Regions from separate parts of the Homo sapiens genome. Here regions 1, 3 and 4 are each linked to region 2. Evidence: chromatin contacts called from ENCODE Hi-C or POLR2A ChIA-PET data. All regions are on one chromosome and are shown on one strand. Each heading gives the region's core, a stretch centred on a gene start or an enhancer-like site at or near the end of the contact. The rest is flanking DNA. Distances are from core to core; before and after follow the strand shown.

What was found. Hi-C counts contacts between places; a loop is a spot of excess contacts on that map. ChIA-PET counts read pairs that join two places held with the same protein, here RNA polymerase II (POLR2A). Pooled maps may share reads with other maps.
Region 1: a map of CD4-positive, alpha-beta T cell shows a loop between it and region 2 (3-fold over the local background). The contact joins the promoter of CLIC4 here to the promoter of PNRC2 in region 2. A Hi-C loop is called at or near these places in 3 of 168 maps with a recorded cell type or tissue (CD4-positive, alpha-beta T cell, CD4-positive, alpha-beta memory T cell and naive thymus-derived CD4-positive, alpha-beta T cell), 4 of 37 single-sample maps with no recorded cell type and 12 of 50 pooled maps. POLR2A ChIA-PET finds 5 or more read pairs at or near these places in 1 of 52 experiments (GM12878).
Region 3: a loop to region 2 is called in a map of CD8-positive, alpha-beta T cell, with 15 times the contacts of the local background. The contact joins the promoter of RCAN3AS here to the promoter of PNRC2 in region 2. A Hi-C loop is called at or near these places in 3 of 168 maps with a recorded cell type or tissue (B cell, CD8-positive, alpha-beta T cell and naive thymus-derived CD4-positive, alpha-beta T cell) and 8 of 50 pooled maps. POLR2A ChIA-PET finds 5 or more read pairs at or near these places in 4 of 52 experiments (HEK293, activated CD4-positive, alpha-beta T cell, activated CD8-positive, alpha-beta T cell and 1 more).
Region 4: a map of CD8-positive, alpha-beta T cell shows a loop between it and region 2 (7-fold over the local background). The contact joins the enhancer-like site here to the promoter of PNRC2 in region 2. A Hi-C loop is called at or near these places in 1 of 168 maps with a recorded cell type or tissue (CD8-positive, alpha-beta T cell) and 5 of 50 pooled maps. POLR2A ChIA-PET finds 5 or more read pairs at or near these places in 2 of 52 experiments (CD8-positive, alpha-beta memory T cell and OCI-LY7).

The regions. Positions count from the first base shown.
Region 1 is chr1:24,743,947-24,746,698 of GRCh38, reverse strand. It overlaps CLIC4 (chloride intracellular channel 4), which reads right to left and starts at 1,252. Exons shown (of 6, transcript NM_013943.3): 1 at 1,074-1,252. The coding sequence starts at 1,145. RefSeq lists silencers at 681-840, 941-1,650 and enhancers at 732-1,337, 1,338-1,943.
Region 2 is chr1:23,958,441-23,961,140 of GRCh38, reverse strand. PNRC2 (proline rich nuclear receptor coactivator 2) reads right to left here and starts at 1,313. Exons shown (of 3, transcript NM_017761.4): 1 at 1,143-1,313; 2 at 7-212. RefSeq lists enhancers at 1,047-1,316, 2,217-2,276, 2,455-2,700 and silencers at 1,517-1,626, 2,037-2,136.
Region 3 is chr1:24,500,981-24,503,680 of GRCh38, reverse strand. It overlaps RCAN3AS (RCAN3 antisense RNA), which reads left to right and starts at 1,299. Exons shown (of 2, transcript NR_144360.1): 1 at 1,299-1,333. RCAN3 (RCAN family member 3) reads right to left here and starts at 845. Exons shown (of 5, transcript NM_013441.4): 1 at 531-845. RefSeq lists silencers at 503-1,002, 1,284-1,456 and an enhancer at 2,060-2,159.
Region 4 is chr1:24,535,285-24,538,110 of GRCh38, reverse strand. It overlaps RCAN3 (RCAN family member 3), which reads right to left. Exons shown (of 5, transcript NM_013441.4): 5 at 1-2,826. Among named protein-coding and RNA genes, the nearest start is that of NCMAP-DT, 19 kb to the left of the region's middle. RefSeq lists enhancers at 1,563-1,652, 1,479-2,128, 2,129-2,780, 2,755-2,814. Within about 2 kb of position 1,435, at least 14 of the 41 ENCODE cell types and tissues checked have a DNase peak (open chromatin) inside an H3K27ac peak, as active enhancers do; they include CD8-positive, alpha-beta T cell and OCI-LY7, where a contact is called at or near this core.

The sequences.
Region 1 (2,752 bases), core at 3-2,502, 790 kb before region 2:
ATGTCCTTTCTTTAAAGTAAAAACTCGGGGAAAAAAAAGAACCCAATAGTTCTAGATGACCATTTACTTTCCGGTATGTTGCCTAGCTCTGAATGAGCCTGGCTTTTTAAGTGGCTGGAAGAAGCTCAAAGTGTTTTTTTTAAGTTTTGAGGGAAGGAGCTGGATCCAGATGTTTATAACTTCGACTCTCTCCTTTGCTAAAATAAAAAGTATTAAAGAGAAAAGCAAAGGAAGAGGGGTAGTATGTGTAAGCAAATAAATTCCACACATGAAAGCTGAAGACACAAGGGAAAACCAACCCTTTAAAGCCCAAGCAAGTTAAGAATTCTCTCCCTCAATTTCTTTCAAAACAAAAGGGCACACACAATCCTTCCCGAAGCAGCAACGCCGGGGGGAGAAGCCAAAATGTTGCATCATACAGAACACTCCGCGCTTGAGAAACGAGAAAGCCAGTAAATGCCCAAGACAGAAAAACACAAGTTGGGAATCTCGGTCTTTTCCGAAGGTCCAAGAGCACCTGCTCTTTGGTAAATTTGTTTAAGATTGCATCGAAAATTAAAGTTTCCGTTTCAGACCAGTGGGGAGCAAATGCTTTTTCAAAAACGCGTTCAAAGAAGTTCGTTTGAAAGCTCATCGGGCGGCGGGCCGCAGTTCGGGCTCCGGGCGGCGGACCGGAGCGCTGGGGAGCGGGTGGGGCCGGGCCCCGGCGCCCGGGCGGGGGGTGGTGACAGGACCCGCGCGCGCCCGGCGCTGGGGCCCCGGGGCAGGCAAGTCCCGCCCGTGGGCTCTTCCCGACCCACCCGGGCGCGGGACGCTGGTCTGGCGTCCGCCGATGCCTACGCGCTGGAGACGGTGGCCGCCGCCCGGGTCCCCAACCCGGACCCCTCGACGGGCCCTCGGAGGCGGGAAGGCGCGGGCGGCCCCCAGACAATGGGCCGGGGGCGCGGGTGCCCGCAGCGGGACGGGTGCTGGCGCCGAGCGGGGGCGCCTCAGGAGAGCCCCGGGACGCCGCTCCCCGCAGCCGGGAGGGAGCCGGGGGATCTGCCGGGCGGGACCGCGAGGCGAGCGCTCACCTTGACGAAGAGCTCGATGAGGGGCTCTTTGTCCTCCTCCTTCAGCCCATTCAGCGGCATCGACAACGCCATGGCCGGCTCGGCTGCGCTCCGCGAACGGCGAGGGCTGCTGCTGCTGCTGCTGCTTCTGCTCCGGGACTGCTCCGGCTGCCGGTTCCCGCCGTGCTGCTCGCTGGACTGTCCGGCGTCGAGCTGGCCACGGCTTCAGCTCCTCAGCACCGCCCCACGCCCCCCGCGCCACTCTGAGCCAGCCGCAGCCCGAGCCGCTTCAAACGGCTGGGAGGGGCGCCGGGGGCGGGGCCTCGGGCTGTAGGCAGGGCCAAGGCGCGGCGCCTCGGGACTCTCCGGGGAAAATAAGGCGGCAGGAGCACGGGGGCGTGGCCTCGAGCGGGGAAGGCGGAGGGACCGCTCCGGAGCCGAAGAAAGGACCTCTGCGGCGCCCCACAGCTGGTAGGGGGCGTGGCCTTGGTGGGCGGTACAAAGCTCAGGCTCTGGCGGGCGGGACCCGGGTACGCCTCTCTAGGGGACTGGTGCGGGGGGGAAAGGAGGGGAGGAATTCCCCAGGGGCCCGAGCCTGACACTGCCTCCCGCCGCAGCGCCTGCGCGTCCTCCGCAGCTGCTGCTGTTGCTGTGCCAGGTGACCTCATGCCTCGGCCGCCCTGGGGAAGCTAGGAGGCGCCTCCTACCCACTCCCCCGCTGCAGCACCCCAGGACTCATCGCCCTTTCCCGCAGCGGCTACCTCCCCAAGTCCCTCTATTACGCGGAGTTGCCTTTTCCAAGACAACTTACTGGAAAGTTTTCATCGCCTGGGGAACACCTTTTTCTTCTGCCTCTGACTTCGTTTTTCCCTTTGACGCTCCTGATCGTTTCGATCTTGGCAGCCAGCATATTCACAAATATATATATATATATATATATTTTTTTTTTTTTTTTTTTTGAGACGGAGTCTGGCTCTATCGCCTAGGCTGGAGTGCAGTGGCGCGATCTCGGCTCACTGCAAACTCTGCCCCGGGTTCACGCCATTCTCCTGCCTCAGCCTCCCAAGTAGCTGGGACTACAGGCACCCGCCACCGCGCCCGGCTAATTTTTGTATTTTTAGTAGAGACGGGGTTTCACCGTGTTAGTCAGGATGGTCTCGATCTCCTGACCTCGTGATCCGCCCGCCTCGGCCTCCCAAAGTGCTGGGATTACAGGCGTGAGCCACCGCGCCGGGCGCATATTCACAAATATTTATGAAACCTTACTGTGTTTCAGGCTCTGAGCTAGCCCTTGGAGAGTAACAACTCCCAAAGCTCAAGATCTTGAACTGCAATCTCAGTGCCTGCAGGCCACTAAGGACTTCCAAGTCGTTGTCCATCTTGTTCCCCACTGCCCACACCCATTTCTTCCCCCCGGCTCACCTGTCAAATTTGAGTGTGCATCAGAATCACCTAGGTGCTACACGCAGCCCCGCTTTTTGTGTTTCCCAGATCCTCTGGGAAAAAGAGAAATCCACATCTTAGCAAGCACCAGGACAATTCTGAAGTAGGTGGTCCGCAAACCAGTTAAACTGCCCTGGGATTTAAGCCCCCGAGGGCAAGAGCTGTGCTTGCCTTGAGATTGTAGGCACCTGGTCCTAGTTTGCTGCTGTTGAGTGCCTGGGGCAAGTTTCACCTCCTCTGGAAACAATTACTTGTGC
Region 2 (2,700 bases), core at 64-2,563:
GATTACCTTTCAGTCTGCTTTTCAGATTGCAGGATCTCCACTACCTGTCCTCTTCCTTGCTGCCAAGCCCAAGATAACAAGTGTTGCTTTCTGACAGATCCCTTCCTTTGTCTCAATACAGAAGTTTTCATGGGCCGATCTGCTGAGTTCAGCCTAGGAGCTGAGGCCAACATCTGAGTCTCCTCAGCACACAAGTTTGAGAGAAGTCCTAGCTAGAAAAGTAAAGATTACTTCATTATTTCAAAAACACGTTGAGAAAGTGATCATTTAGATTTACTACGAAAATCGTTGACTGTAAAGAAGGCTACTTCCTGAACTAAAAGGTAGAAAATTTCTCGTAAGATGGCTTTCTTTGACCTTATAACCACGACCATTTAAAAAAACTCTTCACCCTTGAGATCCAGTCACTCCTGGGGAATTTTTGTAAGTGTCTCCAAGTCCCGCAATAAGTTTTATCTTTATCTTTTTCCTGGGAAAGACCTTCAGATTCTCTCGCGTATAAAATCAAGGAAGTGTTAAATGTTGAGTCATATCAAAAAATTGGCTTCAGGCGGATTTTCTAAAGAGACCGTGTTTTTAAACTCCCACCAGAATTTTCCAATCTTTCCACACATGTCACATCCATTTTCAGTCTCTTGGAACATGTAGACATCACGCAGTGTTTCCTTTGGTTATGAACGCTCTCGCCTCCTCCCCGTCTTAAAATAAGTTCTCACAAGCCCTAACAGTCTAAGCCCATCTTAAATATATAAAAATGTCTCCCTAGAGGGAACAGCTTAACTTTCAAGGTTTGGTTTTAATTTGATGTTCCAAGAAAATAAGTTACCAAATAGTTAAGCCCCCTCCTTTCAAAGGGGTAAGAGAGCTTTCCAAACAGATAAACAACCCTAAATAAATTGCCATTTCCGGACTGTGAGTAATTCCCAACTCGAACCCGGAAAACGCCTCCTCCGACGCCACAAGGGCTTGGCTTCCCAGTGGCCCCATCTCTCCGGAGCCGCAGGGGTCGCGGCGCTGCGACCGCCCGTGACCGCCCGCGCCCGCCCGGGTTACCCGGATCTCGCCTCCGCTCGCCTCCTTCCTCCAACAATGGGGAGCGCGGCCACCAACATGGCCGCGCCCTTAGCGCAGCCGCTACTTACTGACTTCAAGCTCGGAACTAACGCGGCAGCGGCTCCCTCTCGACGTCGAAGCCTCCCTCCCTTTCCAGGGAGAGACGAGGCACGGACCGACAAAGCCCACGAACACCGATGAGCGAGCTGCCGGCCACCCCAGCTTCTACAACCCGACCTTCTCCTTCTGCCTCTACCGACAAAATGGAGTCGGCAGCGACTGCAGAAGCAGGGCCGGGAGGCTCCGCGGCCAATCAAAACACGACAGCGCGGGCCTGGCCAATGAGAAGCGGGCCGCCGCCTGTTGCTGGGGCTGGCCGGGGGCGAAGGCGCGGAGGTGGGGCTGCAGAGGGTTTGAAATCTGCCCGGGGAGGAGGAGCATGCCGGGAGTAACTGCTCGGTCCACCGGTGTCTTAGTCCTTTCTCCGGCGGCCTCTCCGCGCCCCTGGCCCGCCGAGGCCCCGGCCGCTAGCTCTCGGCTCTTCCTACCGCTCGGCTCTCGTGCGCGCGGGCTCGCCGCCCTTGGGACTGCCCTGGGGGAAAAGACTGACCGGCGGGGGACGTTTGGTTCTCGAATTAGGGCCACTGAGTCCTGTAGCCTGTATTGACAGATGGAAGATACTCCGGAAAGCCTCTTGCCAGGGCGCAGCCCCCTCCCGCCTCGGGCCTCGGCTTCTGGGTCGCCTCTCTCCCACACCCACAACTCCGCGTCCGAAGCCGGCGCCTCCCCGCGGTTCCCTCCAGTGCCCCCACCCTCCAGCCCCGCAATTACTCAAAAGTTGCCTCCCTGTGAAGGCGGTTCAGACACACGCGGGCAAGTCAGTCACTTCCTGCTTGGTGGCCCCATTGGTCCTTAAGTTCAATTAGAGCCCTTTACGCGCCGTGTTACCGTTTCCTGTGGCTGCAGCTCTCCCCACCCACACACCCTCGAGGGCCACAACCGGTTAGGTTTTGTTTCTCTGAGCACAGCGCCTTCGCGCGTTGTAAGTGCACAGTAAGTTTGCTGAAAGAATGAGGACTGCTCTCCTCCCCTTTCTGCCCCACTTGTAAGTGAAAAAGGGGAAGAAAGAGAATATTGTTCAGTTGATTATGCCAGCCAGATGCAGGTAAGGGGAAAATGGCAATTTCTTTGGAGTAAATGTATAAGTAACCCAATGTGAATCTTTTAAAAGAGCACTAATTTCAATGAGCGTGAATAATTCTGGGCCAAACGGTACAAAATCAGTCTCATTCACAGTTTGTTCGTGTATACACATATATACCCAAGTTTACGTTACAGAATTTATATTTACCAACTTTTTATAAATCTCATGTAATTCGTTATTTTTGAGACGGAGTCTCCTTCTGTCGCCCAGGCTGGAGTGCAGTGGCACAATCTCGGCTCACTGCAACCTCCGCCTCCTGGGCTCAAGCGATTCTCCTGCCTCAGCCTCCTGAGTAGTTGGGATTACAGGCGCCTGCCACCACACCCTCCTAATTTTTGTATTTTTAGTAGAGACAGGATTTCATCATGTTGGCCAGGCTGGTCTCAAACTCCTAACCTCACGTGATCCGCCCGTCTCAGCCACTCAAAGTGCTGGGATTACAG
Region 3 (2,700 bases), core at 50-2,549, 540 kb before region 2:
AGCTAGAAGAATCAACCTGGAACAGATCACTCCTGCCCTACCTGTCCAGGCGGCGGACAGAAGCAGACAGACAAGTTTCAAGAAGTTAGGGAGTCACTAATGCGATGGTGATCCACGCACCGTGGGGGAAGCGGGGCAAGGGAGAAAGACAGGGGGCTTCCACCTTCCAGGCGCCCCTACACCGCTCCTGCCTTCACAGGCAGGCTGGGCCTGTCGGCTTTTCAAAAGGTCAAACACACTTGGTGGGAGAAAATCGTTGGTGGAGAAGACAAAACATTTTTGTTTTGTTTTCCGGGACACCACCCTCGAGGCTGCCAGACTAGACCCCGCGCGCGAGAAGGGTGCGGCGGGAGGCGAGGTCGCGGGAGGCGAGGTCGCGCGCGGTAGCATCTCCCGGTCCCGCGGCTCGGAGTGCCCACCCCTCCCGGACTTCTCGGGGCGGCTTTTTTTTTTTTTTTTTTTTTTTTAACTTTTCATGCACCACCCCCCCCACCCGCCCCGCCCCGCCCCGCCCCGCGCTGGGTGCAAACCTGCTGGAGAGGCCGGGCGCCGTGGGGCCTCACCTGCACGCCCCGCCGCCGCAGGACGGGAGCCGGGAGGGCAGCGGACGGGCCCGGGCTGCCCGACGGGGCTGCGGGGAGCCGGACGGCGCGAGCTGCGGGGCCTCTGGGAGCCTGGTGGGCGGCGGGCGGGGCCGAAGGCAGAGCCGGGAGCCGCCTGCAGCAGCAGCCTCGCCGCCACGCCCTCGACGCCGGCGAGAGCGGCCCCCTGGGCTGGGACTAGGGCGGTGTCCCGGCTGAGCTAGGCTGCCGGCGCCGCGCGCCCGCCTCGTCCCCTCCTGTTCTGGCAGGGCGCGCGCACGGCGGCGCAGGCGCCAGAGCCCAGGACAAGGCGGGGACCCGGGCGGGGACCGGGGCGGGGGCGCGCGGGGGCCGGGGTGGGGGTGTCTCGCCGCGCGCGCCCTCCTCCCGCTCCTCCGGGTTCCTGGTCCCCAGCCTGTGGGGGGCTTGGGCTGTAGCGCTGGGGCGGGGGCTTTAGATCACCCCGAAAACAGGACCTCTGGCGACCTTCTCGTTTTCCACCGGGAGCGGAGAGAGCCGATCTCCTTTTCCTGCTAGCCCCGTAGGACAGTCCCCGGAGCAGCTCATAGGAATATGACGAACGTTTACTCAGGGCTGGTTACTATGTACACTGCGCCCCGCGCGCGGCGAGTTTACCTCGGTTCACCTCCCGGCAACCGGCGGCCCGGATATTATCAGATGCTGTGGGCTTCCCGGCGCCTCATTGCCCGAGGAGAGGCGGCCGCAGGTAGCTGAGCTGGAGCTAGCACAAGGTGTGGGACGGCACAGGCTGGGTCCCGCCCTGGCGGGTACAACCCTCTTCCCCTTACCCACTCCTTCCCCTCCCCTCCCATCCCCTCCCCTCCTCTCCTCCCCACTCGTGCTCTTCTCCCTCCTCCCGCTCTCCCTCCTCCTCTTACTCCTCTTCACCCTATGCCCTATCTACCGTTGTCATACAATCCACATGTTTAATGCTTTCTTTTTCGTGTAAAAACCCTTCCACGCAGTCTTGCTTGTCTCCGACGCCTTAGGAGACCATGGGACATGATTACAACTATTACGCAAAGGGAAGAGCCGGGGTCTAAGCTGTTGAGCGAGTTTCAGTGATAGGACCGAGGCTTACATTGGCAGGTATTATTACCACCAATAACAACTATGATGACAAAGCTCCTGAGCCCAACTTGGAAGGCAGCTGGTGTCTCTTCCCTTAGCCGGCAGAGAAGGAAGCAGGGTCACACAGCAGGGAAAATAACTGGGCTCATCTCCCACCTACAAGGACGCGCAGTCACGCAGTGGTGCGCACCCGTAGTCCCAGCTAACTCAGGAGGCAGAGGTGGGAGGATCGGTTGAGGCCAGGAGTCTGAGACCAGCCTGGACAGCATAGCAAGACTCCGTCTCAAAAAAAAAAAAAAAAAGGAATGTGCAGTTAGAAGAAAATCAGCTCTCATTACCCACTCAAGACCTTTCAGAGGCAAAGTGAGGCACAGTGAAGCTTAACATCAAAGGCACTCAGCGCCTGCATCATGGGGCAGGAAGATGGACTAAAATGTGTACAGCACATCTAATCCCTGTTAGATGTAAACTAAGAAATCAGGGTTGGATTATGACCCCAAGGGCTCCCCAGCAGTTGAGCCCAGCATAGTCACCGAGGTATGTCCAGCAGATCGCCCCTCCTACTTCCTGCTTGCTGCTTCTGTGGTTCCTGCTGCCTCCAACCGTGCTGCTCCTGCTCCCCATCTTGTCTTAAACTAAGTTCTTCACTTTCATTCGTTTAACTAATATTGATGGCAAGCTGCTTCTTTTGTCAAGGTCACTCTAAGGACTATAGTAATTATTTTTTCTCTAAATTCCTCTAACACAGCAACTTTTGCAAAAATTGAGGGTTGTTTTTTTTTTTTTTTTTGGTGTTTTTTTGTTTGTTTTGAGATGGGTCTGCTCTGTTGCCTAGGTTGGAGTGCAGTGGCACAATCATAGCCTCAACCATCCAGGCTCAAGTGATCCTCCCATCTCAGCCTCCTGAGTAGTTGGGACTACAGGCACATGCCACCATGCCTGGCTAATTTTTCTACTTTTTGTAGAGACAAGGTTTCACAATGTTGCCCAGGCTGGTCTCAAACTCCTGAACTCAAGCAATCCTCCT
Region 4 (2,826 bases), core at 186-2,685, 580 kb before region 2:
AGAACCTAAGAGCCAATGCAGCGTCGGTTCTGTGACTATCCTTGTTAAGTGTTACGGTTTTCTAATCCTTCACAAATGTTTTTTTCCCAACACAAAGCACCATTATCTTTCCTCACAATTTTCAACATAGTTTGATTCCCATGAAGAGGTTATGATTTCTAAAGAAAACATGGCTACTATACTATCAATCAGGGTTAAATCTTTTTTTTTTGAGACGGAGTTTCGCTCTTGTTGCCGAGGCTGGAGTGCGATGGCGTGATCTCGGCTCACCGCAACCTCCGTCTCCCGGTTCAGGAAATTCTCCTGCCTCAGCCTCCCAAGTAGCTGGGATTACAGGCATGTGCCACCATGCCAGGCTAATTTTGTATTTTTTAAGTAGAGACAGGATTTCACCATGTTGGTCAGGCTGGTCTTGAACTCCTGACCTCAGGTGGATCCACCCACCTTGGCCTCCCAAAGTGCTGGGATTATGGTGTGAGCCACCACACCTGGTCCTATCAGGGTTAAATCCAAGTAATAACTCAATTTCAAAAAAATTGCAGAAAAGCCTATTAAAAGAAAAAAAAAACCATGAGACTTATCTCTTGTAAATTTGTTACATGAACTAGATATTAAACAGCCAAAAAAGGACAGCGATGATAGTATCTGTTAAGATCCTGGTTCATTTCACAATATGAAAAAGTTGATGGGTACTTAGTAGCTTTTTTAAAAAAATTCATTTTATTATATTATACTAGAAAAATGAAAATATTAATACTTTCCATTCAGAAAAGCTTAAATGACTCGTCTCTAATTTTGGTTTAAAGTTTTCTTCAATTTATTCAAGGCTCTCAAAAAAAAAATAGAAAAGCACTGTAATTTGCACTGCTTGACTGTAAAATGTTTTATGTGTTAGGAATAGAATATTCTTTAATGGGCAGGCAGAGAATGAAAGCCAAGCCAAATAACAAAATCTCATGGGTTTTGATCACTTAGAAAATTACAGTGAATCAATATTACCTAAAAGGAAATTCAAAAAATTCCCAATTGTTGATAATACATGTCTCCTGGCATACAGGGTCCATCTTGCAGTAAAAAATGGGCACAATGCTGAGTTCAGAACTGCAGAGTAAATTTATTGGGTGGTTGTCGGTTAAAATGACAAATGATGATCTGAATTCAATACATTAAATTGCTGATAGAATTGCAAATTTCAACTGAATTTACATTGAGGCCTAGCAGTGGTAGTTGGCTACAACTGGAACAGTTTATCACCTCAGGGTATTTGAGGGCAAGGAAGATACAGAAAAAAAAAAAATTAGGGGTATGCAACACAGTTTAAGTGCTCAGAAATAAATTTTACCACAGTGAGAACGAAACCACAATGACATGTTACTAACACTGTGCAGACGTCATGGTTGAATGCCTGCGTTCTGTTCCTTCCTGGTGGCAGCCGCCTTGGTTCATTAGTTCTCATGTTTGCAGCTCCTTCACATGCCCCGGAGCTTCCCAAGTGTGCCACTCAAAGGAAACAGCACAGTGAGTGGAGGCCAGCAGACCCACCCGGCCCAAAACAGAGCCTTCTCAGTTATGAGACTTTTCTACAGAAGGGACTTCAAAGTCTAAACAGACCAGAGAGAGTTAAAAAGATCCTGCTGCTTCTTAGGGAAGTTCAAAGGTACATTCTGACACCTAAGTGGGAAACAATTCTGTTTTAGGAAAAGTGCCAACTGCAATCCGGGTACAAAATTTCAACAAAAAGAAAAGTAAAACTGAATGATCTCCCCCTCATTCCCTAATTCATAGAAAAATAGTAGGTGTGACTTTTGTTTCAAAGCAAGCTGAAAAATGGTTAAATGGACAATTTACAAATGGTCTTCAGAAAACCTTATCATTACCTTTTCTAGTTGAAAGTCCATGAATGACATACATAAACGTACACATCATAGCCAAAAAACTCAAGAACTAGTGGTTAACAAGATACTGGAAAAGGTGAAGGATAAAAACTGGTGAATGAAGGTAGCTGGGTGGTCTACAGGCTAGAACACGGTCACGAACGGCAGAATGCAGTAGCCACCTGCGATCCTAATCATTCAAGCTTACTGGTGATACGTCCCACTTCTAAAGTGGCCGTCCTTCCTGGGCAGCCATGTCTGGAGGGCGCCACATCAGGAATGAGGGCCTGTGCATTGCTTTGTCCCAAATTCCAGATAAGAGCAACATGTGGGTGGATCTGTGTCGTAAGACTCATCCTCAAAGTGGATTTGGCATTTCTTCCCCAAAGCTAATTGAACAAATACTTGAGAACCATGATTTCTATGAATTATTCTGTATTTCTGGTTTCTTTTCCTGCAAAAAATTTCATGTATACTGAGTAACAACCTTTGATCGATTTATTAATTAGAAGCTATTTATACCAGTAGAAAAATACCCACAAACAATTAAAATTATAAGACTATTTTTAAATTCATAAAAATGGTACTGTACTGGGTGTGACTACATTTCCAGTTTTTGGTGTCTCATGTGATACAGAATCAGGAGGACTTACATGGCTGGAGGGGAGGGGAGCTGTTTTCCTAATTTGTTACTATTTAAAAATGGTTAAGGGTGGCCACATCTTGGGGGCTTCTCCTTTAATGTAAAGTCCCTTTTGGAATATCACTTAAAATCTGGGACAGGTCAAATCAGCTGCTACTCTACACGACCGTGTCTGCAGTACAGGCGTGGTGAGAAGACCTATACCTCACTCGGCAGAGTCTCACCTATGCTGTTCGCAGCAACGCATCGGCCGCAGGCACAGAGCGCCATGGCCAGAGCCCACCAGGGCAGCCGCCTCGCACCACAACC